2 separate regions of the Homo sapiens genome follow, and region 1 is linked to region 2. Evidence: read pairs that join two places in POLR2A ChIA-PET (ENCODE). Cell type or tissue: PC-9. All regions are shown on one strand. Links, peaks and the distances in the headings refer to the core of each region. The heading gives the core; the rest is flanking DNA.

Evidence for each region. Peaks named below come from ENCODE experiments on the same cell type or tissue, not always from the same donor. Only the 100,000 strongest peaks of a DNase experiment are listed, where the experiment ranks them.
Region 1: POLR2A ChIA-PET joins it to region 2 with 13 read pairs; 2 of 35 experiments call an interaction of 5 or more read pairs at or near these places.

Annotation. Positions count from the first base shown.
Region 1 is chr2:223,667,867-223,683,904 of GRCh38, reverse strand. No RefSeq gene overlaps it. Among named protein-coding and RNA genes, the nearest start is that of SCG2, 74 kb to the right of the region's middle. In PC-9, for the core only: CTCF peaks have their summits at 8,518 and 8,724 (motif pointing left); a DNase peak (open chromatin) is centred at 8,744.
Region 2 is chr2:222,781,037-222,797,074 of GRCh38, reverse strand. No RefSeq gene overlaps it. Among named protein-coding and RNA genes, the nearest start is that of ACSL3, 72 kb to the left of the region's middle. RefSeq lists enhancers at 667-1,589, 1,590-2,512. In PC-9, for the core only: a CTCF peak has its summit at 9,402; DNase peaks (open chromatin) are centred at 8,714 and 9,124; H3K4me3 peaks cover 836 bases; H3K27ac peaks cover 2,793 bases.

The DNA.
Region 1 (16,038 bases), core at 4,081-12,080, 890 kb before region 2:
CTGGGACTGCAGGTGTGTGCCACCATGCCACCTATTTTTTATTTTTTTATTTTTTAGTAGAGTCAAGACCTCACTATGCTGCCCTGGCTGGTCCTGAACTCCCGGGTTCAAGCGATCCTCTCACTTGGCTTCCAAAAGTTCTGTAATTACGGACGTGAGCTACTGTGCCTGGCCTCACCCCAAATCTTATCATTCAAAGACAACTGTTAATATTTTTATGAAAATCCTTTAAGACTTTTCTCCACATACATATAAATATATAACATATAACTATAAATAATAATATAAATGTTAGAATATAAATATAATTGTAAGACTATAATGAATATATAATTTACAGTAATATATTTATAAATACACAATTATACTATACATACATATCTAATATCAATAAAAATATATATTACAAACTTAATATCAGATTGTATATAATTTTGTACCTACTTTTCTTGGCTAACAATATACTATGACCACACCTCTATATCAATAAATATGAGTAATATCTTTATTCTAACTGGATGCTAAGAATTTCACTGTATAGGTAAAACTATATATCCCTATTCCAATTATTTAACATGTAGGATTTTTCTAGTATTTTTCTATCATTTACTTTGACAAATATTTTTACACATTTACCTTTGCTAATACACCCAAGTATTTCCTTAGCATGAAATTATAGAACTATAAGATCAAAATGTATGAGTGTTTGGCTAAATTGTATGGCTAAATATATGGCTAAATTGGCCTTCAGACAACTATATCAGTGTAAACTCTCAATTGCATTGCATGAGAATACATCCAGCCCCATGTACCAGCCTACAGGGTCACTAGTATTTGTAATCTTGGTCAATCTGGTAAGCAAAAAACATGTCACTTTAATTTGTCCTTTTATTATAAGTCAAGATGAGCATTTTAATGTGTTTATATCATTCATATTTCCTCTTTTATGAACTTTATATTAATATCTTCAGCCCATTTTCATTTCAGATGTTACCTTTTTCTCTTTGATTTGGTCTGGCTGTGTCCCCACCCAAATCTCACATTCAACTGTAATAATCCCCATGTGTCAATCGTGGGGCAAGGTGGAGATGGAGATAATTGAATCATGGGGGCGGTTTCCCCCATACTGTTCTCATGGTAGTGAATAACTCTTATAAGATCTGATGATTTTATAAATGGGAGTTCCCCATACAAGATCTCTTGCCTGCTGCTATGTAAGCCATGACTTTCTTCTCCTTTGCCTTCCACCACGATTGTGAGGCCTCCCCAGACATGTGGAACTGTGAGCCTATTAAACCTCTTTCCTTCATAAATTACCCAGGCTCAGGTATGTCTTTATTCGCACATGAGAACTGACTAATACATTCTTATTGGCTTATAAATGTGCTTTATATATTGAAGACATTAACACTACATTAAGGTCAATTACACAATTTGTTTCCCACCATTTAAAAAATATTTTACTTTTAAAATGACTTCTGCCTTTCTGAAGCTATGTTTTTCCAGGGACAAACTCCAGTACATTTTTTACAGCAGCTTTATTGGGTTATAATTTACATTCCATTTCTGTGGTTTTTGGTATATTCACAGAGTTGTGCAGCCATTACTATCTAATTTTAGAACTTTTTCATCACACCAAATGAAACTCCTCTGCTTAGCAGAGGAGAGAAACTCTGTTTCTCCTTCCATGTACCCTCTGGAAGCATTAATCTACTTTCTGTCTTTATGGATTTGCCTATTCTGGACATTTTATATAAAAGGAATCCTACAAAATGTGGCCTTTTGTGACTGGCATCTTTCACTTCGCATAATGTTTTCAAGTTTCACCCATGTTGCAACATGTATAAGTACTTTAGTCTTTTTTATTGTCAAATAATATTCTACAGTATAGATGTATATTTTGTTTATGCATTCATCAGTAGATGGATGTGTGGGCTTTTCTACCTTATGGCTATTGTGAATAATGCTGTTCTGAATGTTTTCTTTTCTTTTTTTCTTTTTCTTTTTTTTTTTTTTTGAGACAAAGTCTTGCTCTGTTGCCTAGGCTGGAGTACCAGTGGCACAATCTTGGCTCACTGCAGCCTCCAACTCCCAGGTTCAAGCAGTTCTCCTGCCTCAGCCTCCCAAGTAGCTGGGATTACAGGTGCACATCACCACGCCTGGCTAATTTTTTGTACTTTTAGTAGAGATGGGGTTTTGCCATGTTGGCCAGGCTGGTCTTGAACTCCTGACCTCAGGTGATCCACCTGCCTCAGCCTCCCAAAGTGATGGGATTACAGGCATGATCCACCATGCCTGGCCTACTATGAATGTTTTAATAAAGGTTTTTGTTTGAACATACGATTTCAGTTCTCTTAGGTATATATCTAGGAGCAGAATTGCTGGATCATGTGGTAACTTTGTTTTAACATTTTGAGAATGTTCAAACTGTTTTCCAAAGTGGCTGCGCTATTTTACAATTCCACCAGCGTTGATAAGGGCTCCAATTTCTCTACATTTTTGCTAACACCTGTTATTAGTTGGCTTTTTAATTTTAGCTATGCCAGTGGGTGTGAATTGGTATTTCATTGTGGTTTTTATTTGCATTTCCCTGATGACTAATAAGGCTGAACATATTTTTGGGAGCACATATTGACCATCGGTACACCTTATTTGGATTAATGTCTATTCAAGCCCTTTGCCCATTTCTAAGTGGGTTATTTGTCTTTTTATTGTCAAGTTTTAAAAGTTCTTTATATATTCTGGACACCAGACTTATCAAACTTATAATTTGCAAATGTTTTCTTCCATGTTTTAGTTGTGTTTTTCACTTTCTTCATGGTACCTTTTGAAGCACAAAGTTTGTCATTTTGGTAAGGTCCAATTTTTCTTTTTTCCACATGTGCTTTTGGCTTTTGGTGTCATATCTAAGAGGCCATTGTATAACTCAAGTTCACAAAGATTCACTGCGATTTTCTCCTCCCTGCCAAACATTTTTTTTTTTTTTTTTTGAGATAGGGTCTTGCCCTGCTGCTTAGGTTGGAGTGCAATGATACAAACACAGCTCTCTGCAGCCTAGAACTCCTGGGCTCGAGCGATCCTCCCACCTCAGCCTCCTAAGTAGCTGGGATCACAGGCACCCACCACTACGCCCAGAGCTAATTTTTGTATTTTTTTTGGAGAGACAGGATCTTGCCATGTTGCCCAGGCTGATCTTGAATTCCTGGGCTCAAGTCATCCTCTTGACTTGGCCTCCCAAGGTGCTGAGATTGAAGGCATGAGCCACCATGCTCAGTCTATTTTCTCTTTTTTTGAGGTAACTTCAGTACTTTTGTAAAATGTTTTCTCTTTGTCATCACATTGACAAATTCTCCTCATCCCAGAATTGTATAAATTTTCTCATATTAAAATGTCTATATATATATATATATATATATATATATATAATTATTTTTTTTTTGACAGAGTCTCACTCTGTCACCCAGGCTGGAGTGCAGTGGCATGATCTTGGCTCACTGCAACCTCCGACTTCCCGGTTCAAGCGATTCTCCTGCCTCAGCCTCCCGAGTAGCTGGGATTACAGGCATGTGCCACCATGCCCAGCTAATTTTTGTATTTTTAGTAGAGACAGGATTTCACCATGTTAGCTAGGATGATCTCAATCTCCTGACCTCGTGATCTGCACTCCTCGGCCTCCTAAAGTGCTGGGATTACAGGCGTGAGCCACCGCGCCCGGCCTATATATCTTTCTAGTAATTTTTGCTTGTGTTTTTTACAGTAACATTTTAATCCCTCTGGGATTTATTTGGGTATGAGAATTGGAGCAGAACACACTTTCCCTATTTTATACTTCAGAGCACTTTCACATAAATTATTTCATACTTGTAATGTAGATGAGAGAGATACATAATTTTTTACATTTTATACATATGAACACAATAATTCAGAGATTTCAAATGATTTGCCTGTGGTAACACATTTAGGTACTGTAAGTATCACACCTGGAATCCAGGTCTTTGTTCATCTGCCTGGAGTCTCTATGACCCATCATCTTTCTCTTCAATGGCGTTAGTTATGGACAGCTCTCTTCTTTGTGGTACTTAACATTACTCACTGGAAGGGAATTTGATCATCTAGTTTGTTAAATCATTATTAAATGCAGCTTATTATATTATTGCAGAGAATTTCAACTTTTTTATGTCCCTAGTTTGTCACAGTGTGGCCTCAGGCAGGTTATTTCATCTCTAATAACTATGACAATAATAGCTAACGTATGTTGACACTGTCCATGTGCCAGGGGCCATGTTCAGCTTTTCACATGGGTTATCTCATTTAATCTTTACACACAAAAAACCCTATGACCAGATGCTATCATGGAAAGGTGTAGTATATAAGCCTAGCAGCCATTTGAACACTTTTGGGTTTCTGACCAATCTTTTCACTTTCAAACTTATTGAAAACCCAAAGAGTTTTTTGTTTGTTTGTTTTGTTTTTTGTTTTGTTTTGTTTTTGAGATGGAGTCTCACTCTGTCACCCAGGCTAGAGTGCAATGGTGCAATCTGGGCTCACTGCAACCTCTGCCTCCCAGGTTCAAGCAATTCTCCTGCCTCAGCCTCCCGAGTAGCTGGGATTATAGGTGCACACCAACATGCCCAGATAATTTTTGTATTTTTAGTAGGGATGAGGTTTTACCATGTAGGCTAGGATGGTCTCGAACTCCTTACCTCAGGTGATCCACCCACTTCGGCCTCTCAAAGTGTTGGGATTACAGGCATGAACCACCACGCCTGGCCTCATTTAATCTTAACACACAAAAAAACCCTATGACTAGTTGCTATCATGGAAAGACATAGTATATAAGCCTAGTGGCCATTAGAAAACTTTTGGGTTTCTGACCAATCTTTACACTTTAAAACTTATTGAAAAACCAAAGAGTTTTTTCTTTATGATTTATATCTATCGCTACCATATTGCAAATGAAAATTAAGAACACTTTATTTGTTGTTTCCTTTAGAAGAACAATAATGAACCCATTATTTGTCAACATAAAAACATTTTTAAAGTGAAAAATAGCTGTATTTTCCCAAAGAGTAGTTTTTTTTTTTTCAGTTAGCAGTGTCTCTTTAATAATTGGCTTAACAGATGACTGCAGGATTCTCATGTTTTCTTCTACATTTGTGGCAATCTCTTACATCATATAACCTCTGGAAAACTCCAAATATAGTGCTCGTGAGAGAGACAGTAAGAAAGGCAAATAGTCCTTTAGTATTGTTATTAAAATAGTTTGACCTTCCAGAATCTCTAAAAGGTTCTTGGGTTTCTCTAAAGAACTGTGAAGTATAGTACAGTGGAGAAGAGGACTGAGGCTGACACTGGAGCAGGATGCTTTGGTTTGCTTTTTTGTTTGTTTGTTTGTTTTTTGAGACAGAGTCTTGCTCTGTTGCCCAGGCTGGAGTATAGTGGCACAATCTTGGCTCACTGCAACCTCCACACCTCCCGAATTCAAGTGATTTTCCTGCCTCAGCCTCCCAAGTACCTGGGATTACAGGCACCTGCCACCACGCCTGGCTAATTTTTTTTTTGTTGTTGTACTTTTAGTAGAGACGGGGTTTCACCGTGTTGGCCAGGATGGTCTCGAACTTGTGACCTCAGGTGATCCGCCCGCCTCGGCTTCCCAAAGTGCTGGGATTACAGGCCTGAGCACCACGCCCTGCCAAAATGCTTAGGTTTGAATTCCATCTTTACCATTTGCTTGCTGTGTGATCTTGGGCAAGTTATTTTGTACTTTTTACCATACATTCCTTTATCTGTAAAGTGGGGGTTATAGTAGTGAGGATTAAATCAGTTAAAATATCCAAAACATATCAAACAGGGCCTGGAAAGGTATAAACATTTTTATCTGCAATAACCATTATTATTATTATTATTAATGAACCTCTTCCTACATTGAGGAATTGAGGTTTAGTGAATGAATTCCTAGGCTGAGATTTGGGTCCTATTTCTGTCAGTTTTTAACTATAAAATATTGGATAAATTTCTTAACCTTGGCAGCCTTAGCATCCTCATTTGGGACACAAGAAGAAGAAAAGTAGCTACCAGAAGAGTTGTAATAATTGTTAAATGAGACAAGTCACATGAAATACTTAGCACAGTGACTGCCATTTAATGGAAACTCACAATGTGTGTGTGGTTACTAAGGACGTAATTATTACTACTATTAAAGATGTCATTTATAAATGTGTATCTATGCGCTTGTCCACATACACTCAATGTTATGGACTGAAGGTTTGTGTTCCCCAAAATTCATAGTTGACATGTAATCCCCGATGTGATGGTATGTGGAGGTGAGGCCTTTGGGAGGTAACTAGGTCATCAGTATAGAGCCCTTGTGAATGGGATTAGTGCCCTTATAAAAAGGACCCTAGAGAGATCTCTCCCTTTCTTTCTGCCACATGAAGATGCAACAAGAAGTTGGCCATCTGCAAACTGGAAGAGGGTCGTCAGCAGAACCCACCATGCTGGCCCCCAATCTAGGATTTCCAGCCTCCAAAACTGTGAGAAATACATTGTTGATAAGCCACTCAGTACTTTGTTAGGGCAGCCCAAACTGACAAAGACACTCAGAATATCAGGTACCGGCCTACTGGGGACAAGCAGATAAACCATGGCATGATCAAGCCAGTCAGGATGGTCCGTTTAATTAGATATGTGGCCTACCAGGTTGTCAGTAGCTGGGATGCTGTGAAGTCAATAGAGAACCTTTCCTTTTATTAATATTCAGAGGAACCTATGGATACTTACCAAAGATCAATCTCCTGGCCGGGCACGGTGGCTCACGCCTGTAATCCCAGCACTTTGGGAGGCCGAGGTGGGTGGATCACCTGAGGTCAGGAGTTTGAGACTAGCTTGGCCAACATGGTAAAACCCCATCTCTACTAATAATACAAAAAGATTAGCTGGGCGTGGTGGCGCAAGTCTTTAATCCCAGCTACTCAGGAGGCTGAGGCAGGAGAATCGCTGGAACCTGGGGGGCGGAGGTTGCTGTGAGCCGAGATGACGCCATTGCATTCCAGCCTGGACAACAAGAGCAAAACTGCATCTCAAAAAAAAAAACAAAAAACAAAAAACAATCAATCTCTTAACCATGACAGTTGTTTAAATCCCGGTAGATCTCCATAGAAAGCTTTTCTTCTTCCACTTCTTATTAGGAAGCTCTGAACTATTGACTACTGACAATTAAATCTGGAACATCCAACTCTAACATGGCTGAATGGTTGATTGGTCTTTTGAAGTGATAATTTTTGGATTAATTAGAAATTAAAGCAGCCCATCATTTCATTAAAGCTAAACTTCCTCCTCTGCTAATTAAGATGTGCTGTGTAATAATCTCAGTTGATTGAGTTTGATTTGTTTGTTTTGTCATAGAGTTACCTCAGGAAAGTTTTCTCTCATGCAAGCTTTTATTTATTTATGTATTTATTGAGATAGGCTCTCCTTTGTCACACAAGCTGGAATGTAGTGGCGCCATCACCACTCATGCAGCCTTGACCTCCTGGGTGCAGGTGATCCTCCCACCTTAGCCTCTGAGTAGTGGGTACTATAGGTGTGCACCACCATGTCTGGCTATTTTTGTATTTTTTGTAGAGACAGTTTTGCTATGTTGCCCAGACTGATCTCAAACTCCTAAGCTCAAATGATCCTAAGCTCAAATGATTGAAATGTTCATCTTATCTAAAAAATACCTTCGCAGCAACATCTAGACTAGTATTTGACCAAATATCTGGGTACCATAGTCTAGCCAAATTGGCACGTAACTTTAACCATCACAATGGTGAATTTCACAAGAAAAAAAAAAGAAAATGTACATGCACCTCAGCCTCTCAAAGTGCTAAGATTACAAGCAAGAACCACTGTGCCTGGCCTAGTGTTAATTATTATTTATACATTTTAACCTTTATGTAATAGCTTTTTAACAAGGAAATAAACCATAATACCTTTGTTTTATGGATAAAACACAATCTTTTTAAAAATATTAAGAAGTGTATGGGTGGTTCCTTGATTTAAGAAAAACATCAGGTTAATAGAGAAACCCTTCTGTAAAAATCTAAAGTTTTTGGACAAAATAAAAATAAGTAACTTAAAAAAAAACCCACATGACTGTATTAGGATTGTCCAGAGACACGAACCAATAAGGTATAGTGTGTGTATGTGTCTGTGTGTGTGTGTATAAAAATACATACCTCTATGTGTGTGTGTGTGTATGTATGTATATGTGTGTGTAATACACACATATACACACACACATGAATGCTTTTTTTGAAAAAGATATTGGCTCAGGAGATTGTGGAAGCTGGCAAGTCCAAAATTGTCAAGGTGTGCTGGCAGTCTGATGACCCACGGAAGAGCTGATGTTAGTTTACAAGCAGAATTCTCTCTGCCATAGGGATGGTGCACTTTTTCTATTAAGGTCTTCAGCTGATTGATGAGGCCCACTCACATATAGAGGTTAATCTGCTTTACTCAACTGATTGAAATGTTCATCTTATCTAAAAAATACCTTCGCAGCAACATCTAGACTAGTATTTGACCAAATATCTGGATACCATAGTCTAGCCAAATTGGCACGTAACTTTAACCATCACAATGGCTAATTTCACAAGAAAAAAAAAAAAAAAGAAAATGTACATGCGCTAGAATTGTAGAAAATGCTGATAACCACATCCCAGGAGCCACCTACTGGACATTACTGGACCTGGTTATGGCACAGGCTGTGCAGTGACAAAGAAATAATATCGTTACTGGATATGGATTAAGTGTTGAAACTGGGGCTCCTGCAGAAAGCAATTTTAGGGGAAGAGAAATTTGAAAAAGAAAAGCCATCTATTGACTCAGGAGGGCAACAAGGAAGTTATTCTCAACCCCAGGTCAGGGTGGAAAAAAATAAGTCTCCCTCAAGAAATAAAAGCCATGAAGTCATAAGTTTGAAGTCTGAATTTTAGCTGTCCTTGTGTTGAGGAAATCCCAGGACAAAAATTAACATAAAAATTAGACACATAGCAGAAATTCTACTGAAGCAAGTGGTAAAAAGAAAATTAAAACCTCTCCAGAGATACATTTCAATAACCGTGACACTACAGAGAAAGACTTCTGTCACCTAAAATGAGATGACAATAAAATATTAGAAACGATGCAAAAACAGTTTATTTATTTTTTAAACAGGAAACAAAAATGGAAAAATTCTCCCTTCCAGGAACCGGAAAGACTACGAAATGAGAGGGGCCATAAGTATATATAAAATGCGGTAGAGAAAAAAAATTATAAAATATATGTGGAAATATAAAGCAATATACTATAAAAATAGGTTAGAAATACAAAGACAAATTATGAAGGAAAAAGTACAGATGTTAAAAAACTCAATGGGCAGATTAAAAGGCAGAACAGGCATGGCTAAAGGGAATGTTAATGAATTGGAATCAGAACCGAAAAAATTACCAATAAAAAATAATAATCATGGCCAGGCATGGAGGCTCACATCTGTAATCCCAGCACTTTGAGAGGCCAAGGCCGGAGAATTGGTTGAGCCCAGGAGTTCAAGACCAGCCTGGGCAACATAGGGAGATGCAATTTCAACAACAACAACAAAAAAAACAAAAAATTAGCCAGTTGTGGTGGTGCATGCCTGTGGTCCCAGCTACTCTGGGGGCCAAGACAGGAGGATCACTTGAGCCCAGGAGACAGAGGCTGCAGTGAGCTGAGATCACACCCTTGCACTCCAGCCTGGGTGACAGAGAGAGACCCCGTCTCAAAAAAAAAAAAAAAAAAAGAAAAAGAAAAATAATAATCGTATTCATATCAATTGCCTGTATACTTTGTACCAGTCATTATAACTATTTGTATTTGTGAACCTATTTAATCCTCACAAAAACTATGAGGATAGTAGATACAATAGTTCTAGGTTTTTTTTTTTTTTTTTTTTTTTTTTTTTTTTTTTTTTTTGACAGAGTTTCACTCTTGTCGCCCAGGCTGGAGTGCAGTGGCATGATCTCGGCTCATTGCAGCCTCTGCCTCCCGGGTTCCAGCAATTCTTCTGTCTCAGCCTCCCTAGTAGCTAGGACTACAGGCGCCCACCACCACGCCCAGCTAATTTTTTGTATTTTTAGTAGAGACAGGGTTTCACCATGTTGGCGAGGCTGATCTCGAATTCCTGACCTCAGGTGATCTGCCCACCTCGGCCTGCTAAAGTGCTGGGATTACAGGCATGAGTCACTGTGCCCAGCCAATAGTTCTAGTTTAATCTAGGAACATACCAGTATAAATTTGGGATGGATTATGATCCTAAAGGTACAATTAAAGACAACAAGTAATAACAATTGCGTCTCAGGAAGCCTCTATATTTAAATAACCTGATCCATGAGCCTGATATTAAAGCCACTTAATCTTTAATATCAAAAGAGAAAAGAAGGAATAAAAAAGAAATTCTGAATAGTTTAAGGATAAGATTAAAAGTTAGAACTCTGAAGTCAAATGACCTATATTCCAATTTAGGTTCTATTCCTTTTATTCCCTTTATAATCTTAGGTGGTTTATATAATCGGTTTTTCCCCTGAATTCTCATCTATGAAATGGGGATATTAACAGGAACCTATATGTTTAGCTTCTAGGACAGTTCAGTTAGGGTATGTTGTTCCTTGGTCAATTTTTAAAAACGAGCTTTTTATTTTGGAAAAATTTAGACTTACCAAAAAGTTGCAAAAATAATACAGGAATTTCCTATGTATTATTCACCCGGTTTCTTCTGATAGTAACATCTCATATAACCATGTGATATGGTTTGAATATTTGTCCCCTCCAAATCTCATGTTGAAATGTGATCACCATTGCTGGAGGTGGGGCCTGGTGGGAGGTGTTTGGGTCATGGAGGCAGATCCCTCATGGATGGCTTGGTGCCCTCCCCATGGTAATGAGTTCATGAGAGAACTGGTTATTTAAAAAGAGCCTGGTCAGCCAGGCATGGTGGCTTATACCTGTAATTCGGGCATCTTAGGAGGCTGAGGCAGGAGGCTCGCTTGAGCCCAGGAGTTTGAGACCAGCCTGGGCAACATAGGGAGACCCCATATCTACAAAAAACACATACAAAATTAGCTGGGCATGGTGGCATGCACCTGTAGTCCCAGCTTCTTGGAAGGCTGAGGCAGGGGGATTGATTGAGCCTGGGAGGTTGACTTCAGTGAGCCATGATTGTGCCACCCAGCCTGAGTGACACAGTGAGACCCTGTCTCAAAACAAACAAATAAACAAACAAAAACAAACAAGCTAGCTTCTCTCTTGCCATATGATACACTTGCCCCCTCTCTTGCCATGTGATATCCCCATTTCCCCTTCACTTTCCACTATGATTGTAAGCTCCTGAGGCCCTCACCAGAAGCAGATGCTGGCATCATGCTTCCTGTAACAGCTCGTGGAACCATGAGCCAAGATAAACTTCTTTTCTTTATAAATTACCCACTCTCAGGTATTCCTTTATAGCAATGCAAATGGACTAACACATAATAGTACATTGTCAAAATGGAGAAGTTAAAATTGGTACAACAGTATTCACTAAATTCTTGACTTTATTTGAATTTCGCAGTTTTTTCACTAACACCCTTTTTCTGTTTCAGAAACCAATCCAGGTTACCATATTACATTTGGTCATCGTGTCTTCTTAATCCCCTTCAATCTGTGACAGTTTTTCAATCTCTCCTTGCTTTTAATGACCTCAACAGTTTTGAGGAGTACTGGTCATATAGTTTGTAGAACGTCTATCAATTTGGATTTGTCTGCTGTTTTTCTCATGATCAACTTGGGGTTATAGGTTTCGGGGAAGGGTATCACAGAAATGAATTATCATCACATTAGATCAGAATATTCTTTCGAAGAGAATCACTAAGTCCAGACCATACTCACGGGAGAGAAATTAAGAGAGGGGAGAGTATGCTCATATATATTTGGAATTCTTCTGTAAGGAGGGTGTATTAGTCCATTTTCATGCTGCTGATAAAGACATAAACAAGACTGGGAAGAAAAAGAGGTTTAATTGGACTTACAGTTCCACATGGCTGGGGAGGCCCCAGAATCATGGTGGGAGGTGGAAGGCAATTCTTACATGGTGGCAGCAAGAGAAAATGAGAAAGAAGCAAAAGCAGAAACCCCTGATAAAACCATCAGATTTCATGAGACTTATCCACTATCATGGGAATAGCACGGGAAAGACTGGTCCCCATGATTCAATTACCTCCCCCTGGGTCCCTCCCACAACATGTGAAGATTCTGGGAGATACAATACAAGTTGAGATTTGGGTGGGGACACAGGCAAACTATATCAGACGGTTTATTTTTTGTCCACTTATTAATTATTCAATAATTTATTTATATCATTATGGACTATGCCTAGTTAATTTTATGGCAATTTTCAAATATAGAGTAACACTCTGGATCTTAAGATCTGGGTTTCTGGTCTTGCTTATTTGAGAATTATCTCATGATATTGACCAAAATTTCTTGAACTTTAGTGGCTCCAAATAACATTCTACCTCTTTAATACATTCTACCTCTTAATATGGATTTGGGAAGCTCCAAACAGTATGGTTTAAGAGGAAACTAACATTTAAGACATTATATGCATCTGAATTTCCTGAACTTTGCTGTCTTGACATTTGAAGAGTTGACTTTTGAAATGAATTTAAAAAATTTCCCCATATGTATGCATATATTTTAAGACATATCTATTGACTATAGATTCAAATACCCCATTATCTGCCTTATTTCAAATTGAACAGCATCTGGACAGAAGAGGTGAATGTGTTGCTACAAATACAGGCTTGGTTTAATGGATCTGCCAACCTGATTACTTCCTGAAAAGTAGACTTTTTGAGAGATTCTGTATTTTTTTTGTTTGTTTTGTTTTGGATGGATAAGCAAATTATAATATTTTCAAAAAGGGAAGAATGAGGCCCTACAAAATTTTCAAATGGTCATTCAATTATTCACCAAACATTTATGGAGTGCCTACGCCCCAGGCCCTGTGCTAGGATCTGAGAATATAATTGTGTACTAGAAGGTCATGCCCTCATGAAACTTAGAGATCTATGAGGAGCCAGAAAATACGCAGACAAATGAACAAAATTACTGATTGTGGAAAGAGCTAGAAACCAACTGCTATGTAGATTAAAAGTTTGCCAGCTGGGTGCAGTGGCTCATGCCTGGAATCCCAGTACTCTGGGGAGGCTGAGGCTGGAGGATTGCTTGAGCCCAGGAGTTGGAGGTGCAGTGAGCTATGATTGTGCCACTACACTCCAGACTGGGCAACAGAGCAAGACCTTGTCTCCAAAAAAAAAAAAAAAAAAAAGATATTTTTCTTGAAGGTGAGGAAGTACTTTAGAGGTGGTATTTAGGGATGGCCCCTCTGAAAAGGAACACTTATGCTGAAAGTTCTTCAAAGAGCATTCTTATCATATACAGCAGGAAGTGCCAAGCCCCTGAAGTAAGAAGGGGGTCTACTGGGTTCTAGAAGCCTCATAAGTGAGTGAGGTTGAGTGTAGTGAACCAGGGAAGAGATGGAGGGAGGTGTGAACAGATTAAACAGGGGCTTTGGGGTAATGGTAAGGAGTTTGCAATTTATTCCAGGTGTGATTGACACCTACCGAAGGATTTTAAGTGGTGGTGGTGGTGGCAGCAGCGGTGGTGGTCCCATGACTGAATAATTGTGATTTTAAAGATCACTCTGACTGTGGTTTGGTGAATGGGTTGGAGGGGGCAAGAAGGTGAGTAAAAGACTAGCTAGAAGGTTATTGCAAGTTGCTAAAAAAATGTTTTAGGCCAGGCGCGATGGCTCAAGCCTGCAATCTCAGCACTGTGGGAAGCAGAAGTATGTGAATCATGAGGTCAGGAGTTCAGACCAGCCTGGCCAACATGGTGAAACCCCGTATCTACTAAAAATACAAAAATTAGCTGGGCATGGTGATGCGCATCTGTAATCCCAGCTACTCAGGAGGCTGAGGCAGGAGAATTGCTTGAACCTGGGAAACAGAGGTTGCAGTGAGCCGAGATGCCACTGCACTCCAGCCTGGGCAACAGAGCAAGACTCTGTCTCGGAAAAAAAAAAAAAGAAAAAAAATTTAAAAATATCTTAAAGTGAGATAAAAGCTGTTTAGTGCTATTTAACCTGGTGTTTTGCCATACTTATTTGGCCACAGAAATATTTCATGTGTGTGTGTGCATGGGTGTGTGCGTGTGTGTGTGTGTATACATACTTTAGTCAGACTGTGGAATTAGTCTTCTCAAGAACCTACTTGAGAAAATGCTTAAGATATTTCTCCAAATTAATTTTTCTGCTTACTGTTTCTAAACATATGCTCCTGTGAGAAGCATTCAAAAGTATATTCATAGTCTAAAGTGTGAGCATTGCCATTCTGAGTACACTTTTTAATGCATTAAAATAAGAAATACAGTATCTTTCTGATCATGATAATCTTCCTTGGTCTTGACAAATATATTCTTATCACATTCCTTGATGCTGATGCTAATATGGAGGTAAACAATGCCATCCTGGTCAAGGGGAAATTTGGATCTATAAAAATAGTCATCATTCACACTAGGTACCAGGTGTTATTCTAAGAAGTATAATACCTTTCCATATATTAAATTATTCAATACTCTTAACAGCTCCATGACTTAGATACTACTATTTCTTTCATTTTTGAGACTGGGAAATCAAAGTCAAAAGAAACTACATAATTTGTCCACAATTACAAAGCTGGTAAGTGGCAGAGTTTCTGGGTGTGTGTTGCAAATACTGAAAATTCCCATAAGTCAAACAGAAGTGAGGAAAAGCTGGAAGAGGGTCAGAAGTGTAGGGAAGGTGGTGGAAATCGGAAGCATGGGGAAGAGCAGCTCCCTCTTAACCTCCTCCAAAATTCTCAGTCCTGAGAGCTTGTGATTTCTGTGTCTTATTTTTGTAGTGGGCTCATTGAGCAACTCTGAGGACATCAGTTTTGAAAGCAAGTGAAAGTCTGAGGAAACTTTTCCTTTTTGGTGAACAAGGTAAGCCTGATGGGGTCATGTGTTGGTCTGCAACCTCTTTCAACATATCATATCAGTTGGTATGTCTCTAGCTGCTAGTATCAGAGAACCTCAGCTCCAGATGCCTTAAACACTAAAGGAATTTATCATCCCACAGAGTTCAAGTTAGGTTGACTCCAAGGTTTGTTAACTGAAGAGCTCCATAATATCTTCGAGAATGCAGGTCCCTTTCATGTGTCTATCCTGTCATCTACAGAGTGGAAGTCCGTCCACCTCAGGGTAGCAAAATGTCTGTCACAGTTCTGTGCACAGATCCTGACACAACTGTGAGAAAAGAGGGACTGGCTTTCCTTGATCACGTGATGAATATATATCTAGCCTTAAAAGAATCACTAGCAAAGTGATATGGTTTGGCTGTGTCCCCACCGAAATCTCATCTTGAATTGTAGCTCCCATAATTCTCACGTGTCATGAGAGGGACCTGGTGGGAGGTAATTGAATCATGGGGGTGGGTCTTTCCTGTGCTTTTTCTTGTGATAGTGAGTAAGTCTCCTGAGATCTGATGGTTTTTTTAAAGGGGAGTTCCCCTGCACACACTCTCTTGCCTGCCACCATGTAAGACATCTTTTTGCTCTTCCTTCGTCTTCCACCATGATTGTGAGGTCTCCCCAGCCAGGTGGAACTGTGAGTCTATTAAACCTCTTTCCTTTATAAATTAACCCAGCCTCAGGTATGTCTTTATTAGCAGCAAGAGAACAGACTAATACACAAGGAAAACAGGATTGCTGCGAAAGTCAAAAATCTGTCCAAATATACCCTTGGATTGGGGATTGGGCCACCTTCCCTGAGCATATTGCATAGAAGAAGGTGGACACCCAGCAAGAAAGAATGGGAGGACGGATGTTACAGGGGCAACCATGTCTACTACAAAAGCGTTAATATTATATTGTTATTTGTTGGGATTGCATGATATTATTGTATATTTGTACAGAATAGTGA
Region 2 (16,038 bases), core at 4,503-12,502:
TGGGAGCAGCTCATCGTCTCTCTGGCTCAGCAGGCTCACACCACTGCCTGTCAGTGCCCAGGATGACAACTCACTGCAAAGAGCCAAGGGCCCCCTCCTGGGAACAGTCAGCTCCCGGAGGCTTGGGTCTGTTTCTTCTGCAGCTGGACATTCACATCCAGTACAGTGTTTACAACAGAGATAGCACTCAATAAATATTTGTTGAGTGATGAACAAATGTATGCATGTCAGCTCTTGGGCAGCAGCCTGGAATCACTTCTGAGGTTTTTGGTTCAGGATCTATACTGACTTTTCCAGGATGTCCTTTGATCGCTGGGTGTTGACTTCTGCAGTGCAAATGTGGTAAATGAGTCCTTCCTCAGAGCAATTCTCAGGCATGAGGAGGTACAGCAGGCCGCTGTGAGGAAGTTTTAGCTGTGAACATCATGCCTTTCTGTTCCTGGGACTGGCCACAGTTCCAAGAAACATCTTAGGCAGTTTTCCAACATGGCGAGGTTGATGTCTTCACTGTCATTTCATTTATGGTGCAAAAGAAAAGTAGCCAGGACATCACCCTGAGACTGAGACCTTTGGAGCCACAGAGGGATATTTTCTGGAGACAGGAAGGCTCTCTAGAGTCATTGTCAAAAGGCAGTTTGTTATTATAAGTTCTTGTCAAAGATTGCCTAGAATTTGTACGTTATACATAACCCAGAAAAGAAAACACAACATCCAGTTTGTATCAAACAAAGGGCAGCTAAAAACTGGCTTTTCATTTGTCAGAGTGCTAAGTATCCTGTGGATTTATCCTCAGAACAAAGTTCTGCTTATACTGCAAATATTTATTCTAGTAACAATGAGTACAGCAGGATATAGGGCCGTAGAATAGTTTGCACAGTGGAACTTTATTTGAAGAAGTGGGGCATGTCCAGGTAAAGTTTGCATATGATAGCAGATTTTCCAATCACGTATTTCCCTTTCCCTCTGGACAAGGTGACATTTGGGGGGAAGTGTGGTAAAATTTGGGACAGGCAAGGTTGCCTTTTAATCTTTAATGAAGGTGCCTTGAAAATGGCCTAATTCTGGTTGCTTGTAGGTATCACTGACTGACAGGTTTACAGAATGTCCCACAGATATACTATGCCCCTGACAGCCCAGGAGACAGGGATGTTCCTAAGCCCCAAATATCAAGAGTGAAGGCTGCTCTTTGGATACGTGCTAATGCAATCCTAAAACAGGGGGAAAAGAAAAAGGAAAAGAAGAAAAGGGGGAATGTGGAAGCAAGAAAAAATAAAATTAGCTGGGCGTGGTGGCGTGTGCCTGTAATCCCAGCTACTTGGGAGACTGAGGCAGGAGAATCTCTTGAACCTGGGAGGCAGAGGTTGCAGTGAGATGAGATTGCACCACTGCACTCCAGCCTGGGTGAAAAAGTGAGACTCTGTCTCAAAAAACAAAAACAGACAAAAATAAAAAACATAAGAAAGAGAAAGAATGAGGAGCACTTAGAAAAGGAAGCGGAGTTCATTAGTTCATTGGGGAGGGGAATAAAGGCTTATGGAGGAAAGTGTCAGCAGCTGAGGTCCAAATAGCACAAAAAAAGAATTTGGCAGGGAAAGGGGGCACTCAGACAGCATTGTGTTTGGTGTTTGGGTACTTTGTAATGGAAAAGCAGGCTGTAGCCTGAGGCCCAAGATCAGGTCAGGCTAGGGAACAAAGGCAGCATGTAATGGGTATGGTGAGTCAGCATGAACCCAAATCTAGATTGACAGTAGAGGTCAAATTCAGGGAAGAAGGCAAATGACCCCAAAGACCCAGATATGTCTTCTGGAAAAAGACAGCTTGGTCCAATGCAAAGACCCAGATGCAGAAACATTGCAATAGTGTCAAACGTGAGCCAGCATGGACAGCAAAGACGATCCCCTGCTACCGCAGTCTGAGTCTGTTCAGAGAGGAGACAGTGGCCAAACTGACTTGATCCCAAACCAGCCTCTGTCGTGGCAGGCACAGTCATTGAGTTGTGAATATGATGGAAAACACTCAAAGACTCACCAAAGTAGAGAAATATGGGGATCTCCAGCAGATAACTCCTGGCAAGGTAGAAGAGAGGCAAAATAATGTTGAGTAAGACAGACGTGTCCCTGCTCCACCATATGCCAGCTGCGTGGGCTTGTCCAGTTCCCTTCTCCTCTCCAATCCTCTCCTTCTTTACCTGAAAAACGTGATCATTTGGGGGCTCATCTTTGGCCAGCATGCACTGGAACAACAGCCACCGTGCTTGTTTATAGCTGGTGTTCAATCTGACTAGTCAGTGCTCAAACATACCACTTGTTAAATGTTTCTAGTTTCAATCACTCTGGTGATAATAATGTCCACTTCGTGGAGTTCATTTGAGGACTCTAAGTAATATGCATAAAGCATGCTGCACATTGCCTGACACTTAGATAGTAGCCGTTATTATTTTATTAAAATAGTTATCAATGTTGCTAACTGTTGTGAACTAAATTGTGTCCTTCCCCCACCCCCTGTCAAATTCATATGTTGAAGCCCTAATCCCTGATTTGACTATACAGGTGCTCCTAATTTTTAGATGTGGTTACGCTCTAATAAAACCATTGTAAGTTGAAAATGTAAGTCAAAAGTGCATTTAATACACCTAATCTACTGTACGTCATAGCTTAGCCTAACCAATCTTAAACCTGCTCAGGATACTTTCATTATCCTACTGTTGGGTGAATCATCTAACACAAAGCCTATTTTATAATAGTGTCGAATATCTCATGCAATGTATTAAATACTGTCCTGAAGGTGAAAAACAGAATGGGTGTATGGGCACTCGAAGTATGGTCTCTATTGAATTTGGATCTTTCCCACCACATGAGGTTAAAAAATCATAAGTCAAACCATTGTAAGTTGGAGACCTTCTGTATCTGGAGATAGGGTCTTAAGGAGGTAATTAAGGTTAAATGAGGTCACAAGAGTCAGGCTCTGATCTGATAGAATTAGTGTCCTTATAAAAAGAGACCCCAGCTGGGCATGGTGGCTCATGCCTGTAATCTCAGCACTTTGGGAGGCCAAGGCTGGCGGATCACGAGGTCAGGAGATCAAGACCATCCTGACTAACATGGTGAAACCCCGTCTGTAATAAAAATACAAAAAATTAGCCAGGCGTGGTGGCGGGCGCCTGTAGTCCCAGCTACTCGGGAGGCTGAGGCAGGAAAATGGTGTGAACCTGGGAGGCGGAGCTTGCAGTGAGCCAAGATCGTGCCACTGCACTCCAGCCTGGGCAACAGAGTGAGACTCCGTCTCAAAAAAAAAACAAGAAGAGACCCCAGAGAGCTCTATCTCTATCCTCTCATGCACACAGGAAATGCCAGGTCCACGTGAGGACAGGATGAGAAGGCGGTGGTCTGCAAGCCAGGAGGAAAGGCCTCACCAGAAACCGGCCCTGCTGGCACGTTGATCTCGAACTTCTGGCCTCCAGACCTGTGAGAAAATAAATCTGTTGTTTAAGACATCCAGTCTATGGTATTTTCTCATAGCAGCCCAAGCTGACTAAAACACTGATTGATTTACATTTGTAGACAAAAGACCTTGTAGGTGCTGCTGGCAAAATAATAGACTTTTTTGTGCCCCACAATTTAGACTTGGAAATACTCTGAATAAGATTTTATTTTATTCTGCCTCACTTAAGCAGAGATGGAGTGTGTCTTCTGACCTATGGATAAAAGGCAGGACAATCACATAAAGAATTCTGCAGGGGTCAGAATATCTAGGAGGGAGCCTCGTGACCTTACATAATCCACATCATGACCTCACCTTTCTCCTTGGGAACAACAGGATGGTCTGTCACCAGGTGGCAAATCTTGTTTTGTTTCTGTGGAGCTCAAAATAACATGTCGGAATATACTTATGTACATTAGGTTGGTGCAAAAGTAATTGTGGTTTTTGCAATTACTTTTAATGGCAAAAACCGCAATTACTTTTGCACAACCCAATAACATATCTCTGGAAGTAAACACAAGAAACTGGTAATAAACTGTCTTCAGAGGGAGAATTGAGGATAAACATGGCATTTTTTTTTTACAATGTTTCTGCACTTTATGCTTTAAGGGAAATATTTCTTCATTTAAAAAAAAAACTGGTTTACAGTATTTCTTTTTATACCTCTTGAATTTTGATTGACCATGCTCAGACATAACATTTTAGTGAAGAAGGAGGAGGAGGAGGGTAGAGCATCTTTATTTTGGAAATAAAGAGAAAATGATGGCTTCCAGAAAGTGACATAGCAATTTTTATCACGGGTTTGCGTTTTGGGATTCTTAACCACTAACAGGGAATCTTGTTTTTGGAAGAGCAATAGATTTAAAAGGAAGAGAATAACAGTTACTTCTCTGCACCATGGATGACCTGCTGTCCTGCCCAGACCCCACAAAGCTCCACTGTCCTCCTAATCCTTCAAACATCCTCACGCCATCTTCATTGACTTGACGTGTTCTGTCGAAATACTCATTTCTTTTTTGCATTTGCATGTCTCTGGGGAGACTTGTGCTGAATCCACACATTCTCTGCTCTAAGACAGACAGATCTGGACTGGAAAGGCGAGGAGAGACTGTGACTAGCCGGAAGAATCTTCCGGTCAAAGCCAAGGTCCAGCTTTCCAGCTATTGATTGGTGTGCTGTGAGAGGCCAGTGGGTTAGTCTGCGGGGAAGGAGCAAGAGCTTAGAAACTCCTCTTTTCAGACTAACTTAGGATGGTGTTTGGCCTCGATCCTAATACTTGTCAGACAGGGCCTGTGATGAATTAAATGAATGCCCAAGGAAGCCGTGAACATTAGGAAATTGTGTTTAATCCGCTGCAACTGTTAAAGACTTGGCAAATGTTTCCACGGACACACAGTTGGGAGCACACAGCGTCCAGGCTCCGTGTCCCTGTCAGTGGCAGTGGTTTTGTTCTGTACACTTCAGCTTGAATGAGGCAACCAGCTAAGGCACCGAGTGTCCTACTTACAATGAGGAAGGAAGGGCTTGGGCCTGAAGAAAGACAGAGGACGGCCCCCACCAAGGGCTGGCTGTGTTTGTCTCATTTCCTTCAAATCCTGTCCCTGAGTAGAAGTATTCATGAGGAAATTCCTCATCTCTGTTTTTATATTTAACATATTAAAATAGAAGTATGGACGAGGAACAAAAAAGCAACATACTTTCAAATACCACTTGTAAGGAAATACTTCTGAAGTTAATTTCAGGGGCACTTTTTTTAGTGGGAAAACATGACCTTTCAATTTTACGAAATGGAAGATAGGATGAAACTAGAATTCTCTAAGACTGACTTTGAAATTAAAATATGGTGAACTTCATTAGTTTCGAATAAATTGTGCTAATTTAACTTCTTTAAGAAAACATCAGATTAGAAATGTTAAAGAAATATAGTTTGGGGTTTTTTGCTTTTGAATATATCTAGGGGTAGTAAGTAAACATTTTCTTTCTTCTTCACATGACTAGATAAATGAGAGTAGATTATTTCTAAGTAAAGTTTTTCTTTTAAAGTTCTAAAACATTTGTTTTCCAAATGATTTGAGCAAGGTCAAAAAATATAGCTTCCTTATATTCCTATTAAATGGTTTGATTTTCCTCAAGACCCCACCCTACTGGGGACACTTAGGTGGGGGAAGCTGGAGGTGGAGATGGAGTGTATTTATTCACTGGGGCTGCCACAGCGAAGTACCGCACACTGGGAGTCTTAAACAACAGATTTTTATTTTCTCATAGTTCTGGATGCTAGAAGCCCAAGGTCAATGTATCAACAGGTCTGGTTTCTCCTGAGGCCTCTCACCTTGACTTGCACGTGGCTGCCTTCTCGCTATGTCCCCACACGATCTCTCCTCTGCATCCACACATCCCTGCTATTTCTTTCTGTGGCTGAATTTCCTCTTCTCATAAGGACACCAGTCAGATTGGATAAAAGCCCACCCTAAAGATCTCATTTTCACTTAATCACGTCTTTAAAGGCCCTATCTCTAAATATAGTCACATTCTTTTTTTTTTTTTTTTTTTTTTTTTGGGATGGAGCCTTTCTCTGTGTCCTAGGCTGGAGTGCAATGGCACGATCTCGGCTCACTGCAGCCTCCGCCTCCTGAGTTCAAGTGATTCTCCTACCTCAGCCTCCCGAGTAGTTGCGATTACAGACTTGCACCACCACACCAGGCTAATTTCTGTATTTTTAGTAGAGACGGGGTTTCACCATGTTGACCAGGCTAGTCTCAAACTCCTGACCTCAGGTGATCCTTCCTCCTCGGCCTCCCAAAGTGCTGGGATTACAGGCAGGAGCCACCGCACCTGGCCTAAATATAGTCACCTTCTGAGGTAGCTTGGCATATGAATTTTTCAGAGGACACAGCTTGGGCCACAGCAGGGGAAACAGCTAAGACTCAGACCAGTTTATTCCAATTCTATTATTTAAACAGTTCCTGTAGACAAATGCTGGGTCCCTCAAGGTCTCTTCCTCTTCTCCTTCTGCCTGCTCCTCTCCAACATGGCCTCTGGGGTTACTGGGGTGTATGTGGTTTATACCAGGGGTCCCCAACCCCTGGGCCTTGGACAAGACTGGTCCATGGCCTGTTAGGAACTGGGCTGCACAGCAGAAGGTGAACGATGGGCAAGTGAGCATTACCTTCTGAGCTCTGCTCCTGTCAGATCGGTGCCAGCACTAGATTCTCATAGGAGGCCAACACTATTGTGAACTGTGCACATCAGGGATCTAGGTTGTGTGCTCCTTATGAGAGTCTAATGCCTGATGAACTGGAGCAAGTTTCATCCTGAAGCCATTCCCCTGCCACCGTCTGTGGAAAAATTGTTTTCCATGAAACCAGTCCCTGTTGCCTAAAAGCTGGGGGACCGCTGGTTTACAGGACCGTGGGTTGAATGATGACCCATGCTTGTCTGCTGGATCCACACTGATCTCCACAGAGGGACTGGTCTCCTTCCTGGTCTGCTTGAGAGCTGAGATGTTCCTGATCCCATGGCTTTGAGGAAGATCCGCTGGTTCCTCTAGCTGGCACCTGTGGTGCTGGTATCCCTGGTCTTGGGATCCCCATCTGCTGACCCAGGCCCCTGCTGGTCCACTGCACACTCAGAACGGCCACGACCTCCCTTCCAAGCATACGAGGAGGTCTCATTCCTGTGTGTGCCAGGTTTTGGGGAAAAGGACCACTGCTTCAGGCTTACCTAGCCCCTGGCTTCTCACGGCACCTGCCCACCATCATCTCATGCCGAGTTACACAGTCCCAACTTACAGACCTGCAGCTTCAGTTCTCCTGGGGGCCTGAGATGCTCTGGTTCCCCCAGATCTAGCTGAGTCCTTCTCTCTCTCTTTCTCCTGTCACTCATCACACACATACACACACACACACACACACACACACACACACACACGCATGCACACACAGTGGCCCTCAGGCAGAAGCAGGTAGAAATCTTTGTTTGAACTTCTCTGCTTTCCCTTTTGCTCTCTTCTTCTACTTGCCAGATGTGGGTTTCACTTTCCCTTCATCATATCCTCCTAGCCATAAAAAGTGGAAAACAATGACATATTGGTTTTTAAAAGTTTTAAAAGTGAAAGGACTTCTTTTTTATTTTTAAGAAAGAAACTCCATTGTCCAGGCTTAGTTCTTGATACATAACTTTAATAACTAAGTTAGTAATCCTTGCTCTCACTCCTACACCCTCTCTCGAGTCTGACAGTCAAGCCTATGGTGTTGTTGCATTTGATGCAGTTTTTTTAATTTGAGTCAAATCTGAGAAGTAACTGAGTTGCTCTACTGAATATTTGCCTTTTACCTAAAGTCCTGAAATGTCTTGTTTCAGTGGGTGAGAAGCCCACGGGAAATAAAGTTTCTAGGAGATGAATTCATACTTCACAAGAGTATCTTCCTTACATTCATTTGTGAAGTCCATGTGTATATCCCAACTGGAACAGGATTCTGAGCTCTGACTGGTGCTTTTGCAATTGCATCCCTGCTTTAAAATGCTCCAGTGATGCGGCCTTTGACGGGTTACTTAAACTTTTGAAGCCTAATCTTCATCTGTAACATAGGGAAAATAATACCATACCAATAAAATTATTGCGACGATTACATAAAATAATGCTTGCAAGTCCCAGATACCTTGTCAGCATTCTATAAATATGAATAATTATTATGGAAAACAGCTACTCCACTGAACATGGTGGCTCACGCCTGTAATCCCAACTCTTTGGGAGGCCAAGGCTGGAGGATCACTTGAGCCCGTTGAGCCCAGGGGTTCGAGATCTCACCATGTTGCCTGGGAAACATAAGGAGATCCTGTCTCTACACATTTTGTTTTTTTACGAATTAGCCAGGCATGTGGTTCTTGCCCGTGGTCCCAGCTACTTGGGAGGCTGAGGGTGATATGGGAGGATCTCTTGAGCCCAGGTGATCAAAGCTGCAGTGAGCTGTGATTGTGCCATTGCACTCCAGCCTGGGTAATAGAGTGAGACCCTGTCTCAAAAAAAAAAAAAAAAAAAAAACAAAGAAAAGAAAAGAAAAAAAAAATCCCAGCTACTCAAAGCTCTTGCTTCTTAGGAGAGTTTAGAAGATGCAGCTGCGATTGGTAGCGCCTTGAAACAACTGTTCTGGCTCTCTTCCAGCAGCTTCCTAGAGGCTCAGGAATTGGAATTCTTGGTCACCCAAGCAGAGTTCGCCTCTGTTTACTGAGGTCCCCATGTGAATAAATGGAACAAAGTAATCTAGTCAAGGAACATGAGGGAGTGCCACACTATGAAGCCTGAGGCTAAATAACTGGGATGTGATCCTGTGGGGAAAGAATGTGACGCTGGATGGTGGGAAGTCAGGGGGGTTTCACGTCAGACATCAGGCACCTGATTGAGGCCGAAGGTTAGTGACAGCATGGGTTAGAATCTCCTGCCCACGGCCGGGCGCAGTGGCCCACGCCTGTAATTCCAGCACTTTGGGAGGCCGAGGCGGGCGGATCACCAGGTCAGGAGGTTGAGACCATCCTGACTAACACAGTGAAACCCCGTCTCTACTAAAAATGCAAAAAATTAGCCGGGCGTGGTGGCGGGCGCCTGTAGTCCCAGCTACTTGGCAGGCTGAGGCAGGAGAATGGAATGGGCCCAGGAGGTGGAGCTTGCAGTGAGCCGAGATCATGCCACTGCACTCCAGCCTGGGCCACAGAGCGAGACTCTGTCTCAAAAAAAAAAAAAAAAAGAATCCTAGAATCTCCTGCCCACTTCTGAGTCCTCTTGGCTGAGCCTTGCTGCCGAGCGAGCATTAGGATGTCATACACATCACACAGGGTCAGTGTCCTTCCTTATGAGAAGGTAAAGGGGCTCCTGCCAGCTTCATAGCAGGTTTTCAGCCCCAGCCAGGCCTACTTGTCTGGATTCTAGACATTCTGGATTCATTTCAGAGGATGAGAGAAAGCTCAGCTGAATTTAGGGAATCTCGGGAGCAACAGGGCTAGTGACCCACGTCCATGAATATGATATGAGGAGCATCTTGAACCCCTAGGAGAATTGAAGCTGCAGGTTTGTAAGTTGGGGCAAACACAGCCCCAGCATTAACTTTATTGAGGATTAATTTATAGACATTGCAGTGGGGCTTGACAAATTGATACATCTCTTAATCACCACCACAGTCAAGATATAGAAACTTTCTATCATCCCAAAAAGTCCTGACTCTTGTTTGAGAGCCCATCTGTCTACCTGTGCTCCTTCAAAACCATAGCTTTAATTGCCATACCATATAACTCATCCATTTAAAGTGTGTAATTCTGTGGTTTTTAGTATGTTCACAGAGCTGTGCCACCATCATCACAATCAATTTTAGGACATCTTAATCATCCCCCAGAGAAACCCATTACCAGTCATTCTCCATTTCCAGACAACTCCCTTCTCCTTCTCTCCTCCCCAGCCCCTGGCAACCACTAACCTACTGTTTATCTCTAAAGATTTTGCCTATTCTGGGCATCTCATAAAAATGGAATCTTACAATCTGTGACATTTTGTGTCTGGCTTCTTTCACTTAGCATTATGTTTTAGAAGTTTGTTCATGTTGTAGTATGTATCAGAACTTCATTCCATTTTATGGCTGAATAAGATTCCATGGCATGGATATATCACCATTGTCTATCCATAAATCAGTTGATAAATATCTGAATTGCTTCCATCCTTGAGCTATTATGAATAATGCTGCTGTGAACATTTGTGTACAAGTTTCGTGTAGACATATGTGTTCATTTCTCTTGGGTATATACCTAGGAACGGAATTGCCGGGTCATATGGTAACTTCGTGTTCAACATTTTGAGGACCTACTAGATTATTTTCCGTAATGACTGCACCATTTTTGTTTTCCCAACAGCAGTGTATGAGGTTTCCAATTTCCCCACATTCTGGCTAACACGTCTTTATGATCATAGCCATCCTAGTGGATGTGAAGTGGTATCATATGGAAAGGAGGAATGTTGGAACCAATGACCGAAATTATGAAAATTGAGGTAAACAATGTCCCGGGACATTATTTCACTAACATAACGTTGCTAATAATGAGAAAGAAGGAACTAAGAGCAGCAAAAGAGCAAACAATCCTCTCCCTGAATAAAGGAGAAATATTTGAATGTGCCAAAAGAGCTACAGAAAACCAGAACATGTCATCCTCCTCAAACTAGGAGATATTTGCTTAATTAATTTCAGTCAATGCCCTGGATCACTTTGCTTCCTGTTAGTTTAGTCATAAAATGAAACAGGGTACAAAATGTCCTGAAGACTATGTTATACAAATTAAGTGCTTATCTAAGCAGTAAGAATCCATGGCTTTCAAACATTTTTTACCCTTACTCACAGTAAGAAATATATTTTACATCAAAATCTGGAACAGGCCGGGTGCGGTGGCTCACACCTGTAATCCCAGCACTTTGGGAGGCTGAGGCTGGCAGATCACTGGATGTCAGGAGTTTGAGATCTGCCTGGCCAACATGGTGAAACCCCGTCTCTACTAAAAATACAAAAATTAGCCGACATGGTGGTGCACACCTGTAATCCCAGCTACTTGGGAGGCTGAGGCATGAGAATCGCTTCAGCCCGGGAGGTGGATGTTGCAGTAAGCTGAGATCACACCACTGCACTCCAGTCTGGGCAATGGAGTGAGACTCCATTTAAAAAAAAAAATCTGGAAAACACACACATACACACATACACACACACACATGTACACACATACATACACACAGTAATAGAAGTTTTACATTAATTACCTCTACTACAGGGAATGCACTCTGATTTTTTCTTTCTAACCTATTTTATTTTACTATCTTTCTCATTTTTAAAAAATGCTGTTACAGACCCACTATGTTGATTTCATGACTCATTAATGGGTTGCAGTTCACAGTTTGAAAAATATTTATTAAATGGCCTGATGTGCAATGTCCTAATTTCTGAGGCCACACCTGCCTCTGCTGTTGCTGAGAAATCTCGGACCTTGGTCCAATGGAAGCTTTATTCAGCTCAAGCCTACAATAAAAGCTTCTGGAATGTGAACTGGACTTCCCAGCTATGTTTCCAGAGGTTTTCTCCCATCTCCTAGGGGGATGTGGTTTCTAACCCTCCTCTAAATTGCCTGGGAAACCATGGCTCTTGGCAAATCAGGATGGCGTCCTCAGGATAACTGACACCTCCACTCACCCATGTTCTGTTGGTGTTGTTGCCTTTGGACACTACCAAGGTACCAGGATGGGGTCCACCTCCACTTGTGGTCAGAGTTGGCTTGAGCTCTGTCTCCATTCTACTAGACTGGGCTCCCTTCTGGTTCTACAGCTGACCCTGGCATCCCTGCTTGACTACCTTACCATCTTGCAGAGGTGCTGTGGCAAACCTTTGCTCCTAGGCCACTGTCCACCTTGTCTCTGAGGTTATGTTGGTGTGCAGGACACCGACCCTCAATCTGAGGGCTCCAGACCTTCAGCCAACAAGGATTGTGCTAGGATAATTGCACAGAAAGGAGATGCCAGTGTCAGAGGAAGCTATTCAGTGGAGGCCTCCATCCAAAGTGCTGGGGTTGAGACTTCTCCTGACACTCTTCTCCATGTTCAAAAGCAGGGATATGACCACAGGTTTTCCCCTGGCTTGGGGACACACTCTGCTTCCCCAGGACACTCTCCCAAGTAGTTTCAGAGTATCATTATCTCTCTTACACTGTGTGTGTGTTAGAGGGAAGGGGAGATGTTGACCTAAATGTTGACCTAGATCTTGACCGATTGGAAATCCCCAAAATCCTCTTCATAGGCCCTGGGCTGAAGGACATAAGCTCTTTGAACAAATGGATCTAGGTCTGAAACAATGGTCATCAACTACAAAATTGTATTAGAATTGCTATGCAGAACTCATTCCAAAGTAAAATCATCTTTCCTTACAATGACATCAATATGGGATTGATTCCAGTATACTGTTGACTCTCAACGAAAAGCAAGAGGCTTTGATACTATACACATATAAGGGAGTGTTCAGTACTCTTAGTATACTACCATCTATACAGTAAGTACTTAGAAGGATACTTATGGGATAAATGTAGAACAGTTTAAGAACATTAACTTAGATTGTGGACTAAAAGAATCTCAAGGTTGGAAGGACTCTGGAGTGAATGTAATCTGCTGCCATTGCTCTTTGTATTCCACTTTTCCTGGATACGTTAGGAATGCATTTAGCTGCAAATAACAGAATATCTTTTTTTTTTTGTTTTTTTGAGACAGAGTCTTGTTCTATTGCCCAGGCTGGAATGTAGTGGTACAATCTTAGCTCACTGCAACCTCTGCCTCCCAGGTTCAAGTGATTCTTATGCCTCAGCCACCTGCGTAGCTGGGATTACAGGCATGCACCACCACACCTAGCTAATTTTTGTATTTTTAGTAGAGACAGATTTTCACCATGTTGTCCAGGCTGGTCTTGAACTCTTGGCCTCAAGTGATCTGTCCACCTCGGCCTCCCAAAGTGCTAGGATTACAGGTGTGAACCACCATGCCCGGCCCAAATAACAGAATATCTGACTGCAGTAGCTTAAACAAACAAAAATGTATTTTTCTAACACAGCAAGGTGTCTGTAGGTAAGCACTTGCTGGCTTTGGTTTAGCAGCTCAGTGATATCAGAGCTATTTCTCCTTGATTTTCTTGGTTTTTACTTGTGGTTTTAAGATGGCTTCTGTAACTCTTAGCATCCCATCTGCATTCCAGGCAGAATAAGGGAGAGGGTGGCCACCAGCTATACCTGTCCCTTCTTATCAGGAAATCAAAAGCTTATCCAAATGCCCCAGCGGGGAATTCCTCTAAGATCTAAGATCTAAGATCAAAGGTTAGAACTGGGTTGTCTGTTCACCCTCAAGTAAAATTAGATATAGTTGGAAAGAAGGAAAGTAGAGGATGGATATTGAGTAGACACTGTGAGTGATGGCCAGATTTCCTCAATCAGGGACCTTTCATACTTGCTTGAAAATCTTCATGGAAAGGAGACAGACTATCCCATTTTTGGCAGGTCCAGAAAGATGTTTTTATTTTGAATCCAAATCAGCCTTCCTCTAACTCACCCCTGTGGTTGCTGGTTCTGCCCTGTGGGAGCTACACCAATGGATTTGAATACTTCTTCCTAATGACAGCCATACAAGTATTTGAAGACAGCTGTCATATCTCCTCTAACTCTTTTCTCATCCACATGAAGCATCTCCAGTTGAGTCCTCATGGGACAGAACTTTAAGAGTTCTCATGTTTTAGATGCTCTCCTTTGAGTATGCTCCAGTTTATCCATGTTTCTACTAGACTTCATTGCCCCCGATGACACCACTGGTCAAGGGGTAGCTTGTGAAAAGCCAGAGATGTCAGATTATTATTTCCATTGTCTGGGTTATCTCTAAGGTAATTCAAGTTTGCATTACCTTCTATGTTCTTCCTGCTTGGGATGGAGCCAACTAAAGAACAAGAATCTTTTCCACCCTTTCATCTTCCTTTACTTATGTAATTGGACTGAAGACCTTAGAACAAAATTTATATTCACCATTAGTATATTTTACGGTGTTAGATTTGACTTGTATTTCTAATTCATTGAGTTATTTTCAGATTTCAATTATATTATCCAGGGCATGCTATTCCTCCCAGATGGACATTATCTGCAAATGTGACAAATTTATGCTCTTCATAATTCTAAGGAGGTCAGGATAGAGTCTTTCAACCTGTCCCCAGTGTCCACTTTAGTTAGGGGGCTTCAACATATAATAAATTCACATTGTGATTATTCAGCTCACACTTCAACTTTTGTCCTAAGAATGTTGTGAGATCCTCTTTCAACTGCTTTGCAAAAATTCGATCAAAAGAAGCCGTCTCCTAATCAAACTAGTAAAGTTTATGTAGAGGACGTTTTTTCCCCAGTGAGTCCACACTAGCTTCTAAGAGCACCAGTTCCCCTTCTGAGTTCTTCAAAATTAACCTTTACATATGCTAGTCCAGAACTTTTTATGATTATGTTGTCCTTCTAATACTGGATACTGAAAATCCAGAGCAAAATTCGGAGCTGAATCACAGCAATTGTTATGAAATTGCGCATTAAACCAGCGGTGTGCACAAAGGCAAAAATTATGTGTAATTAAAATAATTTTTGAAAATCCCTTAAATGACTCACAAAGTATAGTATGCATGGTACACCATGTACAATCTTGTACAGTAAGTCAAATCTTGAGAAACACTGAGTTCTCAAGATACTAAAGTATAAAAAGAAGTCCATCACAGAACATTTTAAACATTTTATCAAATCCATCTCTAGGACTACATGAGGGAGGGTGGAGAATTCCAAGGTATCCCTGCTTGTCAGTAAGGTATGTTTGTGTTGTTTTAATATGAATACTTTATTATTTATTTATTTATTTTGAGATAGAGTCTCATTCCGCCACCCAGGCTGGAGTGCAGTGGCACAATGTTGGCTCACTGCAGCCTCTACCTCCTGGGTTCAAGCAGTTCTCCTGCCTCAGCCTCCCGAGTAGCTGGGATTACAAGCGCACACTGCCAGCTAATTTTTGTACTTTTAGTAGGGAGGGGGGGTTTCACCACGTTGTCCAGGCTGGTCTCAAACTCCTGATCTCAAGTGATCCGCCCGCCTAGGCCTCCCAAAGTGCTGGGATTACAGGCACGAGGCACGGCACCTGGCCTAATATGAATACTTTATAATCTTAATACATATTAATAGATTTTTTTGCTGGTATGAGTACTGAACAGTTATTATCTATGAAAGTGCCTACTATAAGATCTGACATGTAGGAGGTCTCACTAGATTTGAACCTAAATCTTTCTTGATTAAATATTTATACACTTATTTATAACTATTCTTTGAAAAGTTAAAGAAAAGGTTTTGGACATTACCATCTTATTTTTTCAAAGCAGCCTGTTCTCTTTCTCACCTTGGGCATTGATTGATCTTGTGATTGTTTCTTAGTGTAAGTTAATGCTTATAATTAGTGCCTTTAATAATGAAATTGCAGATTTGAAAGATGGACTTTATTTTAAGAGGACTGTTAGTTCACATAACTAACTTCATTATTTATCAGTCCTATGATCTTAAGCAAGTTAACATTTTAGAAATTATTTCCCCATCTTCAGAAAAGGTTATTGATAACTACTTCAACAATTTAAGTCATATATGTGAAGCACCCAGCCCAGAGTAGATCCAGGTCCCAAAGTCATATTTCAGGAAAAGATAACTTATTTCAAAACGAGTTATAAAGAAAAATAAAGAATTATAAAGAGTTATAATGGGTATCCAGTAATAATATCACTGGTATGGTTTGGTTCTGTGTCCCCACCCAAATCTCATCTTGAATTGTAACTCCCATGTGTCAAGTGGGGGATCTGATGGGAGGTGATTGGATCATGGTGGCAGTTTCCCCCATGTTGTTTTCTTGATAATGAGGGAGTTCTCATGAGATCTGATGGTTTTATAGTGTTTGGCAGTGCCTCTGTTGCTCTCTCTCTTCTCTTTCTTGCCATCTTGTGAAGA